Regions from separate parts of the Homo sapiens genome. Here region 1 is linked to region 2. Evidence: chromatin contacts called from ENCODE Hi-C data. All regions are on one chromosome and are shown on one strand. Each heading gives the region's core, a stretch centred on a gene start or an enhancer-like site at or near the end of the contact. The rest is flanking DNA. Distances are from core to core; before and after follow the strand shown.

Region 1 (7,018 bases), core at 3,502-6,001, 2.8 Mb before region 2:
CAGGCTGGTGTGTAGTGGCACGATCTTGGCTCACTGCAACCTCCGCTTCCTGGGCTCAAGCGATCCTCCCATCTCAGCTTCCCGAGTAGTTGGGACTACAGGTGCAAGCCACCACGTCTGGCTAATTTTTCTATTTTTAGTAGAGACAGGGTTTCACCATGTTGCCCAGTTGGGTCTGGAATTCCTGAGCTCAAGGGCTCTACCTATGTTGGCCTCCCAAAGTATTGAAATTACAGGCGTGAGCTACCGCGCCAGGCCTCAGTTTCATTCTTTTGCATGTAGATATCCAGTTCTCCCAGTACCATTTGCTGAGGAAACTTCTTTCTCCATTGAAAGATCTTGACTATAGATGCATAATTTTATTTCTAGACTCTCAAGCCTATTCCACTTATCTATATGTCTTTATATCAATACCATAGGTTTTTTTTTTAATTACTATACCTTTGTAGTACATTTTGAAATCAGGAAGCATGAACTTTTTAAATTTTTGGGTCCTTTGCAATTTCATATGCATTTTAGCATACACTTTTCCATTTCTTCAAAAATGTTGTTGAATCTGTAGCTCTATCTGGGGAATATAGCCATCTTCACAATATTATGTGTTTGATTCCATGAACATTAAATGTATTTTCTTTTCTTTTTTTTTTATCTGAGAAGTTTCACTCATCACCCAAGCTGGAGTGCAGTTGCACGATCTCGGCTTACTGCAACCTCCACCTCCCGGGTTCAAGCAATTCTCCCGCTTCAACCACCCGAGTAGCTGGGATTACAGGCACCCACCACCACGCCCGGCTAAATTTTGTATTTTTAGTAGAGACGGGTTTCGCCAAGTTGGCCAGGCTGGTCTCAAACTCCTGACCTCAGGTAATCCACCCGCCTCAGCCTCCCAAAGTGCTGGGATTACAAGCGTGAGCCACCGCGCCTGGCCATGTCTTTTCATTTATTTAGATTTTCTTTTTTTTTCAGTAGTGGTTTGTGGTTTTCAATGTATAAATCCTGCACCTTCTTGGTTAAATTTATGCCTAGGTATTTTATTCTTTTTGATATTATTGTAAATGGAACTTTTAAAGTTTCCTTTTCAATTGTTCATTTCTAATACATTGAAATGCAACTGATTTTTATGTGTTGATCTAGTATCTTGCATCTTTGCTTATTTCATTTATTAGCACTAATAGATTTTTTATTTAGGATTTTCCATATATAATATTATGTAATTGGTTCCTTTTGTTGGAAAGGGATATTAAGAAATCAACATCCAGGTGCTAAGTGTACTCGTAGCTACTTTGATATAATTGCTTCTAGGACCTCTTAGCAGACAGAGCTAGATAATACATACATATACACATACATATATCTATATTTATTTATTAAAATCCATGAATTCTTACTGATTCCATCCACTTTAATTCTATTAGGAAAACTGGAGGCAGAACTCTCCATGTTGCAAGTAGCAGTGTCAGAAAAGCCCCAGTGTGGGAAGCAAGAGGTATACTGTGATCGATTCTGTGGCTGCAGTAAGAAGTGGCGTAGAGATGACTTTGAACTGACACACGAGATGTGTTCAGTGTACTTAGTTTCTGTAATAACACTCTCCTTGTTTTCTTCCTACCTCTCTGGATACTCTTTTTTTGGATTCCTTTTTGAACTTCCATTGCTCATGCCTTAAATGCTGGGTGTTCATCTGGGTTCTGTAACAAGCCTATTGCCCTCTCAGCTCACTTTCTAGATTAGCTCATTGATTCTAATGCCTTCCAGTACCTTTTGGGTAATAGCTACAGCACATGTTTTCTGTGCTTCAGATAGGCCTGTTTGACTACATACTAAACAGCTTCACTTGGATATTCTGTTGGTGCTAGTGTGTCAAAATGGAAATGTCCTAAACTCATCACTATGGCCTATTTCACCCTTCCTCCTGGTTGCAACTAGGTTTTCTTCCTGTTGCTTAATGGTTTCTTGTTGCCCAAACCAGAAACTGGGCATCCCCATGGACTACTGCCTCTCTTTCACACCCCTACATCCCAGTCCTCTTGATTCACTCTCCTAAATATGTCAAATATGTCCATTCATCTCCATCCTTATGGCCACTGCCGTAATCAGATCGCTATTATCCCTCACTTGGATTACAGCGTGCTAATTGACCTCTCAGACCCATTCTTAGAACCATTAAAAACTTGAGTTCTGAGTTTTAGGCCTGGCTGTGCCACTTATTAGCTGCATGATCTTGGTCAGACTGCTTAATCGCTTTAGGACTCAGTTTCCTCATCTGTAATACAGAGGTAAGAATAGTACCTACTTCATAAAGTAGTTGTAAGACACGTATGAGGTGATGTAGTCAAAACTATTAGCATATTGGCTGACTCATAGTAAATGATCAAGAAATGTTAGTTATGATCATGATCATCATTGCAGGGTTATTCACCGCACAGCCTCTGTTATTTCTCCATTTTCTTTTCTGATTGCTTTCAGTCTTTCAGCTTTTCTGAACCTCTTCCTGTTGCTCCAGTGTTGAATGCTATCTTTTGCTTCCAGGCCTTCCCTCTGCTCCATTTTCCTGGAATTCTCTTCTCCCTTGCCCCTTGCCCTCATTCATTCTAAGTTTATCCTTAACTTTCTCTTGATTTGGTGTCATTTATCTGTGCTCCAATAACACTCTTTAACTTCCTTTATTGAGGCTCTTATCTCACTACTGGAGTTGCCTACTTATTCGATGGTCTCTCAAGTAAGTCCTGACGTCAGGGACCAGTTTACCTTGTTTACTAATAGGGTGCCTGACTTGATGAATGAGTGAATGAATGGGTGATGAATGGGCCATAGCACCATCCTAGGTTTTCTGATCTCCTGTCTGGTATACTCCTGGTGAGAGCCTTGCCTGGCCACAGGAGTGGGGAAAGCTGAAGGCAGGCTTTCCCTGTGCCATATCAGCCATTAGCAATTACTACATTATTGGTTTCCCAGATTTTAGCTGATCAGTGATTCCCAGGACTATTCCTCTGGACATGAACATGAGGCTACCTTTTCCCTTTTTTTTTTTTTTTTTTTTTTTTTTTTTTTTTGAAACAGAGTCTCGCTCGGTCGCCCAGGCTGGAGTGCAGTGGCGCCATCTCGGCTCATTGCAACCTCCACCTCTCGGGTTCAAGCGATTCTCCTGCCCTCAGCCTCCTAAGTAGCTGAGACTACAGGCGCGTGCCACGACGCCCTGCTAATTTTTTGTATTTTTAGTAGAGACGGGGTTTCACCGTGTTAGCCAGGATGGTCTCGATCTCCTGACTTCGTGATCTGCCGGCCTCGGGCTCCCAAAGTGCTGGGATTACAGGCGTGAGCCACCTAACCCGGCCTTTTTCTCTCTTAACCTCACCAACAGTCTGATGGCCCTTCTCTCACACGGGAAGAGCTCTTGAAGTTATCAACCTGTTAGGACATTTGTTATCTCTAAACCCGAGTTTACTGTGTTATGTTTGCCTGGAAATGTTATATCAAATGTATGAAATTGCCAACTGTTTGTAATTTCATATGGTTCATCCTATATGTGATTTTGTAAATTGGACCCACCTGAGAAGCTAACTGCTGTAATGCCAACTGTGAGTAGCTACAGACTGGAAAGGTGATGGAGTTGACCGGGTGGGCCTGCGACAGCTGGAATTTGCGGTGGAGGTAGACACAAGTCAGCGAGACGGCTTAGAAGGCAGAAGGGAAGCTGAACTAAGGCTTCTCAACATTTTACTCTGCTTAGAAGTGGAAACATTTGGTTCAAAGGGCCTTTGCCTTAGACTCCATAGGGACAGGCCCAAGGGCTGCTGTTCACACCTCCTGGCCACTGAGAGGGATGAACTTGGCTGCCTCTGAGTGGGAACCACGAGGTCTGACCCCCTACGCAGTCCCAGGTTCACTACCCCGCAGGCCGGAGCGACACCGTTGGCGCTGGGAGAAGAGAGCCGCTGGGTGGCAGCAAAGGCGCGCAGGTTTCTTCCGACAGAGGCGGTTCCTTAACATACTGTAGTTTTCTTCTTTTTAAACTCATTGCTCTAACACTCTTAGAAATTTACAGTGGTTTTATATTCTTGAATTACACAGTGTGAGCAGAGACTCCGTTTGCCATTTCCTCCCGGAATTACATTGATTTTTTTCCTGCGAAATTTTTTACTTATTTTTCTCCCATGTTATTTCCAGGAATCCTGGGCATTCCCTTGCCCCGGAAACGCCGTGTCCAGGCCGACCTAAGCCAGGAGCCGCAGGGGCGGGAAGCCGGGGGCAGGGCCGGGCCTGGGACGCCGCCTCAGGAGCCGCGCGGACTCGGGAACCTCGGGCGGGGCCGGCGTGAGTACGCCCGGCACCTCCGGCTGCTACGGTGGCGACCGCGAACTGATGCCGTGGAAAACACCCTTAGAACATGGCTTTTTGGGGAGGTGAATAGGGGAGAGTCCCCAAACGACACCTCGCCGCGCACCGGTCCTTGGTGCAGTTTGTAAATGTCCCTCCTGTGTCCCAAAACGAAAACACTCCTATATTTTGTAGCGCCTTCCAGAATGGGGCAGCGGAAACTAGTGTTGGGACAAAGGAGGCGAGCGGGGCCTTTTCGGGGCTCACAGAGGACCCCTCGGAGGCGCGGCCGCCGGGGAGAGCGCGACAGCACCCCGCCCCCCGCCAGCCGGGCGGGGGCCGCTCCCGAGGTGACAGGAGAAGGCGGGAGGTGGAGGAGAGAAGGTCCCGCCCCACCTCGCTCTCCTTTACGGGAAGTGATGTGGGGCCAGGCGGAAAATACCCGCCAACGACCCAAAAAAGGCCGGCGGCGGGTGGACGCGGCGCGCGAGGACCCGAGCCAGGCGGGGACAGGACGGCGGGGCGAGCCAGGTGAGGGGGCCTGAGGAGCGGGAGGCGCGCGGCGGGTCCGGTCCCTCCGGGAGGGCCGAGCGAGGCGTCCCCCTGGGGCCGTCCTAGGGCTGGGGTCCGAGTGCGCCGCCCTTCCTCCCCGCCTCCAGGCGCCCGAGCCCGCCTGAAGAGTGGCTTCTCTCCCAGGCCCTCAGCGCAGACCCCAGTGATGACAACTGCCTGGTGCTGGCCAGGTGCGGTCCCAGGTCCGGCCAGGGTCTCAGATCGCCTCCGGGTTGCATCCAGGTGGGAGGATGCCCATCAGGGGTAGGAAACTTTCCAGGAGGGAAAGGAGGAAAGTCCCCGACCTCCCGCACGCCCCCCGGTTCATTCCTCCCTCTTTTGCTTTCAGTTTAACTGTTTAACCTGGTTGCCCTCCGGTTGGTGAGGGTCTGGACTGCAGACTAGCTGCGAGGGAGGGGCTCTCTCTTCTCCTGTCAGTTAGACTGAAAACTACCTGGCAGCCAGGCCCTCCGGTCGGGACTGGTGGTGGTGCAGATATGATGACAGGCTTTGGTAACTATTGCCAAAGCCTGTCTCTGTCCCAATAGATCACCAGTTCAGCAAAGTCAGGCCTGAAGCGAAGGGAGTCTTGTGAGCCCTGGACTGAGGAGCCTTCCCAGCCTTTCCGCTCCTGCTGGCCACCTGGGCCCACATGGCCTCAGGGTCTTCTGCCACAGGGTCCTTACCCCTACAGCTTAACAGCTGTTCTTTCCTTCTGGATGGATTCTCACATTTTATGGTTGGTTGATCAGTCAGATGTTGGAATTGGGGGTAGAGGGATTATAGAGTTGTGTGTGCTATTTAAGTTTTCTGTAATCATTGCTAATTAAATTTGTTGATTCTCCACTCACTGTTCTTGTTCTTTTTTTTTTTTCGGCCTTAAAAACTTGCTTTAGAGGGAAAATACAATCTGGAAAACAGTTTCTGCAGATGGTTAGAAGTGAAGAAAGGTTAATATAATGCTGAAGGAACTTGACTGAGGATCATTATTTTCTGTATTTTATGTTGGTTTATGTTGTTTTATGTTTTCATTCCTACTTTTTTCTTCCTTCCTTTCTACCATTCTCTCTTCCTCCCTCCCTCCCTTTTTTCTTCCTTCCTTAATTTCTGTGACGTGCCTTGATTTTTAATTTCGTTGAAGTATATTTAATCTATTTTTCCTTTTTTTTCTTTTGAGACAGAGTCTCACTCTGTCGCCCAGGTAGGAATGCGGTGGCATGATCTTGGCTCACAGCAACCTCCGCTTCCTGGGTTGAAGTGATTCTTTTGCTTCAGACTCCAGAGTAGCTGGAATTACAGGTGTGTGCTACCATGCTTGGCTAATTTTTGTATTTTTAGTAGAGGCGGGGTTTTGCTATGTTGGCCAGGCTGGTCTTGAACTCCTGACCTCAAGTGATCAACCTGCGTCAGCCTCCCAAAGTGCTGGGATTATAGGCTTGAGCCACTGCACCGAGCCTATTTTTCCTTTTGTTGTTTGTGCTTTTGATGTCAAAGTTAAGAAAACATTGTCAAATTCAAGATCATGAAGATTTATACTTATGTTTTCTTCTAAAAGTTTTATAGTTTTTAGCTCTTACATTTCATTCTTTGACCCATTTTAAGTTAATTTTTAAATATGGTGTGAGGCAGGGGGTCTGACTTCAACTTTTTGCATGTGGATATCCAGTTCTTTCAGCACCATTTGTTTAAAAGACTGTTCCTCTTTGAATAGTTTTGGCACCTCTGTTGAGATAAATTGACCATGAATGTAAAGGTTTATTTCTGGACTGTCAGTTCTATTCCATTGATCTGTATGTCTGTCCTCAGGCTAGTATCATACTACCTTGATTATTGTAGCTACATAGTGTTTTGAAATCAGGATATGTGAGTCCTCCAACCTTGTTCTTTTTCAAGATTGTTTTGACTATCCAGTCCCTTGAATTTCCATATGAATTTTTTTTTTTTTTCGAGATGGAGTTTTGCTCTTATTTACCAGGCTGGAGTGCAATGGCACGATCTCAGCTCACTGCAACCTCCGCCTCCCTGGTTCAAGTGATTCTCCTGCCTCATCCTCCTGAGTAGCTGGGATTACGGGCATGTGCCACCATGCCTGGCTAATTTTATATTTTTAGTAGAGACAGGGTTTCTCCATGTTGGTCAGGCTGGTCTC
Region 2 (7,315 bases), core at 3,919-6,418:
TCCTTTTTCTTTTTCTTTTTTCAAATGAGACAGAGTCTCACTATGTTGCCGAGGCTGGTCTCAAACTCCTGGGCTCAAGCGATCCTCCCACCTTGGTCTCTCAGAGTGCTGGGATTACAGGCGTGAGCCACTGCACCTGGCCCCGAACTGATTTTTAATGCACACAAAAGTGCCCTATTCTGGAAAATAATGCCACAAAAGACATTTACTAGTAAGGAAGAGAATTGAGTACCAGGATTTAAGGCAGGAAGGGACAAGATAACTGTACTATTTTGTGCAAATGCAGTCAAGTTTATAATCAGGACTATCTTTATCTATAAAGCTGCTAATCCATGAGCCTTGAAGGGAAAAGATAAATACTAGCTGCCAGTCTTTTAAGTGGACCCCAAGAAGGTCTGGACAACAAGAACTCTTTTTCCTTTCCTTTTTTTTTTTTTTTTTGAGATGGAGTCTTGCTCTGTCGCCCAGGCTGGAATGCAGTGGCGTGATCTCGGCTCACTGCAACCTCTGCCTCCCGGGTTCAAGCAGTTCTCCTGTCTCAGCCTCCCAAGTAGCTGGGACTACAGGCGCCTGTCACCATGCCCGGCTAATTTTTGTGTTCTTAGTAGAGATGGGGTTTCACCATGTTGGCCAGCCTGGTCTCGAATGCCTGACCTCGAGTGATCCGCCCTCCTTGGCCTCCCAAAGTGCTGGGATTACCGATGTGAGCCACTGTGCCCGGCCAAGAACCCTTTTTCTGAATTGGTTCCATTGATGCCTTGTCCCTGATGTGAGGGAATACCTTGTCAGTAAGGAATGGCCTTTTTTTGAGGGGGGATGGAGTTTCACTCTTATTGCCCAGGCTGGAGTGCAATGGTGCGATCTTGGCTCACCACAACCTCCACCTCCCAGGTTCAAGGGATTCTCCTGCCTCAGCCTCCCGAGTAGCTGGGATTACAGAGATGCGCCACCACGCCGGCTAATTTTGTGTTTTTAGTAGAGACGGAGTTTCTCCATGTTGGTCCGGGTGTTCTCGAACTCCCCACCTCAGGTGATCTGCCTGCCTCGGCCTCCCAACGTGCTGGTTTTACAGGCGTGAGCCACTGCGCCTGGCCCAAGGATGGCCTTTTAAAGTTCCTTTGATATTGGGCAATGTCCCTGGCCACCTAGAACCCTATGAATTCAACACCAAAGCTATCAAAGTGGTCTACTTGCCCCCAAACACAGCACGTCTAATTCAGCCTCTAGATCAGGGGGTCATAAGAACCTTTAAGCTTCATTACACATGGTACTCTGTGGAAAGAATTGTCAATGCTATGGAAGAAGACCCCCAACAGAGGGAACGTCATCAGTGTCTGGAAGGATTACACCATTGAAGGTGCCATTATTGTTATAGAAAACGCTGTGAAAGCCATGCAGCCCAAAACAATAAATTGGTGCTGTAGAAAATCGTCCAGATGTTGTGAATGCCTTCGTAGGATTTACAACAGTGCCAATCAAGGAAATCATGAAAGAGATTATGGATGTGGCAAAAAGGGTGGGGAGTGAAGAGTTTTGGGCTATGAATCTTGGAGAAATTCAAGAGCAAATAGACACTACACCAAAGCAATTAACGGAAGCCAACTTGATGGAGATGAGTATATCTGAACCAGTGCCGGACTGTGAGAAAAAAGATACAGAAGTAGCAGTGTCAGGAAGCAAATTGACATTAGACAATCTAGCAGAAGAGTTCTGATTTTTCAAGACTGCTTTTGACTTCTTTTACATGAACCCTCCTATGATTTGGGCACTGAAACAAAATCAAACAGTTGCAGAAGGATTGGTACCCTTATAGAAACATTCTTAGAGAATGGAAAAGCAAAAAAGACAGAAATTATGACGTATTTCTGTAAAGTTACACTAAGTGTGCCTGTTTCTCCTGCCTCCCCTTCTGTCTCCTCTATCTCTGCTGCCTCTGTCATCCCTGAGGCAGCAAGACCAAGCCCTCCTCTTCCTCCTCCTCCTCAGCCTACTCAGTATGAAGATGACAAGGTGAACACCTTTATGATTCTCCACTTCCACTTACTAAATAGTAAATATATTCTTTTCCTTTTGATTTTCTTAATAAGTTTCTTTTCTCTAGCTTACTTTATTGTAAAAATATGGTATTTTAATACATATACAGAATATGTGTTAATCAACTGTTTATGTTATCAGTAAAACTTCTGGTCAATAGGAGGCTATTAGTAGTAGTAAAGTTTTTGGGGAGTCAAAAGTTACACACAAATTTCCAACTGTGCAGGGGATTGGCACTGCTTACCCACATGTTGTTCAAGGGTCAACTGTATATTATTATAGTTAACCTTTACACTAATATACATATATGAATTAGCCTTTGTGTAATTTCCAATTTTTCACTTTTACAAACAATGCTGCAGAACATTTTTAGAAATAATTATTTGTATTTTTTAGTATCTCCGTGGGAAAATTTTATATATGAACTTTCTGATTCAAGGATATGTATATTTTAAAAACTTTTGGTTTTATTGTAAAAATAGTACTTACTCATGAAAAAATGAGAAATATGGAAGTATGTAAAGTACAAAATTAAAGGTTCCCTCACCACCTATTTCAGTATGCATCCCTGAAATATGTATTTCACATTGTTGAAGAAATTACCAAATTGCTCTCTCAAAGGTTGTGCCTGTTGATTCCATCACCAATATATGAAAATACCTGTTTGTCCACTTTCTTCCTAACACAGGTTATTTTCAATCCTTTAAATATTTTCAAATTTAATTTGCAACTTTTAAATATTTTGTTATTATGTTTTATAGAGACAGGGTCTGTCTCTGTCACCAAGGCTGGAGTGCACTGGCATGATCATAAATCACTACAGCCTTGAACTCCTGGGCTCAAGTGGTTCTCCCACCCCAGCCTCCCAAGTAACTGGAACTACAGGTGCACACCACCACACCCAGCTAATTAAAAAAAATTTTTTTTACATTTTTGTAGAGACGGGGTCTCACCGTCTTGCCCAAGCTGGGCTTGAACTCCTGGGCTCAAGCAGTACTCCCACCTCAGCCTCTCAAAATGCTGGGATTATAGATATTAGCCATTGTACCTGGCCTAATACTGTATTTTAAATTTGCATTTGCTTAATTATTAGTGAGACTGCACATCTTTTTAATTTTTTATTTTTCTGAGACAGGATCTCATTCTGTCACCCAGGCTGGTGTACAGTGGTGTGACCTCGGCTCACTGCAGCCTCTGCCTTCCCAGCTCGGGTGATCCTCCCGAATAGTTGGGACAATTTTGTCTAGAGATGAGGTCTCACTGTATTGCCCAGGCTGGTCTCCAACTCCTAGGCTCAAGCAATCCTCATGCCTCAGCTTCTCAAAGTGCTGGGATTACAGACATGAGCCACTGCACCTGGTCCATCTTTTCTTTGTTTAACTTTTTAAATGGTGCTTCTGTTCGCTACCTGTTTTTTTCTTTTGCCTATTTGCTACTAGGTTGTTTATCTTTTTCTTATTAATTCGCTGATATGTGAGGTTTTGTTTTATGAAGCTTAATCTTGCTGGACATAAAATTATTGGCTGCTAGGTTTTTCTTTTTTCTTTCATCACTTTGAAAATGCCATCCCATTCTCTTCTGGCCTGTGAGAGTTCTGCTGAGAAGTGTGCCATTAGTCTGATGGGGTTTCCTTTATAGGCAACTAAGTGTGCTTTTCTCTTGCCGATTTAAAATTTTTTTCCTTCACTTTGACTTTAGACAGTCTGATGATAATATGCTGTGGTGAAGTTTTTTTTGCAGTTTATTTTCCTGGGGATTGCTGGGCCTCCTGTAGCTGGATGTCTAAATCTCTTTCTTGACTTGGGAAATTTTCATCAATTATTTCCTTAAATAGGTTTTCAGAACTTTTTGCATTTTCTTCCTCCTTGAGAATACCAATAATTCGTAAGCTTGGTTGCCTTATGTAGACCCTAATATCTTGATGTCTTTATTCATTCTTTTTTCCTCACTTTTGTCTGATTATGTTATTTCAAAAGACTTGTCTTCAAGTTTTGAGATTCTTTTTTTCTGCTTAGTCTAGTCTATTTTTGAAGCATTTCAAATGTATTTTGTAATTCCTTCAATAATTTTTCAGACCCAGAATTTCTGTTTGTTTTTGAAATCTGTCTCCTGTAAATTCCTCATGTGCATCCTAAATTGATTTTCTGATTTTCTTTATATTAGTTTGCAGATTTCTCTTGCATCTCATTGAGCTTCTTTAAAATCAATACTTTGAATTATTTATCGACATTTCAAGGATTTTTGTTCTGCTTAGGATCTATTGCCAAATAATTATTTTGTTCCTTTGAGGGCGCCATAATACCTTGCTTTTTCATACTTCCTATATGTTGATTTCTGTGTATCTGAAGATGTGACTATGATGCTGATTGGGTAGGGCCATTTGTCTGCATGAAGTGACAAAGACTTTGTATGATTTCCTTGGATATACATAGCCTTAATGCGGTAGCTTTCTTGAATGCTGGTTGTAGTGGCGTACCAGGCAGTGAGCAGACACACAACCTCCTGTGCAGCTGTGATGTCATGGGTGATAGGGGCAGTAGTTGTGAGAAGCTCTTCTCTTTCTCAAGTGCTGTGCTCTTGTGTTAATTGTTGCAGTGGGCTCTTCAGGCTGTCCCAGAAGGTGGATTGGGCCATGGAACCCCCAGGGGCCTGGATCCTGCACCCTATCTTGGAGTGGGGGGCAAAGCTGGAATGGAGCTAAGTTAGCTAGGCCTGCACTCAGACCACCTACCCTGATGGGAGTGGCTACCTACCCTGATTTAGGCCTCTGGTAAAATACCTGGGTTAGGGCTGACCACTGTTATGCTGATGTCTCAGCCTGGGAAGGGAGGGTGGTTCTAGCTTCACAGCCTTGGCTGGCAGACATGGGACCTGCTTCCCTCTTACACCCCAGTCTTGGCAAGGTTCATGCCCCCATCTCAACTATGTTAGCCAGTCTGGCTGTTCACTTAGTCACTACAGTTTGCTTCTCGTCTGCAGTGCAGTCTTGGGCTATAGGAGTCACTGTGCAGCTCAATACTACACCTCTCTGGCACTTCTCCTCCTCTGGTCCATGGGTGGGGTTGGGGGGAGCCCAGTTTCAGCACCAGCAGCTGGAGCCCATACCACACTCATTTCTCAGTTCTGGCTGTGGGAGCCCCTCCCACAGGTTTCAGTTCCCCAAGCCCCAGCCTGAGTCTCTCTACTGCCAAAGACTGCTGCTGCTGTGGCTAGCTCCCAGGCGTGTGAGGTGCAGCTTGCTAAGTAAGAGCTAGGAAAGAGAATAGGGTCCTGCTGTAGGTGTCCAGTCTGAAGGAATGCCTGGGATACTTCCTCAAGCAGTTCCTTCTCACAGTCTCCTGGCTGCTCCGCATGTTAGATCTAGGGCTTAGAAGGGGCAAGGTACTTTCCTGTGGTCTGGATTGCTCGATTCCCTAGTGGGAAAGTGGACCACAGAGAGATATGTACCCTTTTCCATATTGGGGATTCACTCCTGGTTTTTGGCCGGTCCTGGCCATACGGGCTACCTACCTTCCTTCTTCTCAGATTTTGGAGTTTCTTTTTGCTTTTCTGTTGGACTCATTGCTTTTCATGTCAAACATATTATCATGGATAATATGTTCAAAGTATGATTGTCTACACACTATTTTGGTTCTTCTGAGTTTATGAAGTGTGCTAGAAAAGCCTCTAGTCAGCCATCTTGGGCGAAAAAAATCTCAAGATGTATCTTTTTCTTAATGATTTGTAAGAGTTCTTTTTAAAAGTCTTTTTAAATTTATTCTATTTATTTTCTAGAGACAGGGTCTTGCTCTGTTGCTCAGGCTGGAGTGCAGTGGCATGATCATAGCGCACTATACTTTCGAATTCCTGAATTCAAGCAATCCTCCTGCCCTAGCCTCCCAAGTAGCTGGGACTACAGGCAAAAGTTCTTTATACATTAAGGGACTTTGCTTTTTTACAAATATATTTTTGGTCACCCTGTATTTTGGGTTTGTTTATGATGTATTTTGGCACCCAGAAGTTTTTTATTTTTCTGAAAAATATTTTATACCAACCATTCTTTCAAAATTATAAAACCTAGATCAACTTTCATAGCTGCTTTTCTCGGCTAAAATTAAGCTAAAAGGACACTTAATAAAAGGGGCAAGGATAGGGGATCATGGGAGGAGTTAATAAGAAAGCATCATGCAGCCCAAAGTTTAACACTTCCACTTAAAGATGCAGGCCAACAGGGCTTTTTTGCTTAAGGTGTCTCAGCCAGCAGCAAGATGGCCTACTCATTTGCCCTCTCAAAGCCAGCTCATTATAGAATTCCGTAATAATCTTGCCCTGACCTTACTACCAAGGCTGCTGTTTCCAGGTCAAGAATCTCCCTTCTAGTGCTCATCATTAATGAGGTAATACCAGTGAAATGTCCCTCCTTGCCCCTGCCCTTAGGTAAAGCTGACTCCCAGTGTGGCCAATACAGTCTCTATTTGCCTAATATGGATGACATTTTGGAAGCAATTATGTGTATATTAGATAAATCCTGTCTACAGGCTAAATGTGAGTGACAGTCATATATACATAACTAGGAAAACGACTAATCATAAGCAGGAGTTGTACAAGATGTGCTTTTGTTTATGATTAAAAGACTGCTGATTAGAACTAGGGTGTTGGAAACATCTGGTCATTCATTACTCTGCTTAAAAGCCTGTGATGAATCCCTGTCTCATGCAGTATATAGGCCAAACTGCCTACCATGGCACATGAGGTCTTTCACATCCTGCTCCTAACCTATTTTTTCAGTCAGCTAAACACTATGCTAAGCACTTTCATTTCACACATATTTATTGAGTACCTGCTAGTTACCAAACATTGTTCTAGGTTTCGGTGTTCGTTGTCCCTGCCCTCACAGGCTTTCTGGCTAGTTAGGGACACAAAGAATCCCACATAACCAAAACAATCTATAGAGTAGTCAGGGTGGACTTTTTCTGAGAAAAACGCATATATAAACTGAGACCAGAAGAGTGAGAAGGAACTAGTCCTAAGAAGAGATGGGAAATGAGGGGAAGGTGTTCTAGGCAGTGGGTACAGCAATGGCATTGAACTTGTAGTTTGGGTGTTCTAGGAACAACAGAAGGCTGGCACAGCCAGAGCTCAGGGGAAGGGAGAAGACCCCAGTGAGTTGCTGTTAAACCTGTGGGTAGGGGCCAGATCACATAGTACATCGTAGAGTATAGTAAAGGAATTCAGATGCAGCACAATGAGGTACCTGAATCGGGGTTTGGCCTGGGGTTGGGCTGGCGACAAAACTGTGTAG

What was found. Hi-C counts contacts between places; a loop is a spot of excess contacts on that map. Pooled maps may share reads with other maps.
Region 1: a loop to region 2 is called in a map with no recorded cell type, with 3 times the contacts of the local background. The contact joins the promoter of RAB27A here to the enhancer-like site in region 2. A Hi-C loop is called at or near these places in 4 of 37 single-sample maps with no recorded cell type and 2 of 50 pooled maps.

What each region holds. Positions count from the first base shown.
Region 1 is chr15:55,287,546-55,294,563 of GRCh38, reverse strand. RAB27A (RAB27A, member RAS oncogene family) reads left to right here and starts at 4,751. Exons shown (of 7, transcript NM_183235.3): 1 at 4,751-4,848. RefSeq lists an enhancer at 4,284-4,433 and a silencer at 4,534-5,063.
Region 2 is chr15:52,464,149-52,471,463 of GRCh38, reverse strand. All of the region lies in intron 1 of MYO5A (myosin VA), which reads left to right. Among named protein-coding and RNA genes, the nearest start is that of MYO5A, 61 kb to the left of the region's middle. RefSeq lists enhancers at 5,012-5,301, 4,946-5,701. Within about 2 kb of position 5,168, at least 10 of the 41 ENCODE cell types and tissues checked have a DNase peak (open chromatin) inside an H3K27ac peak, as active enhancers do.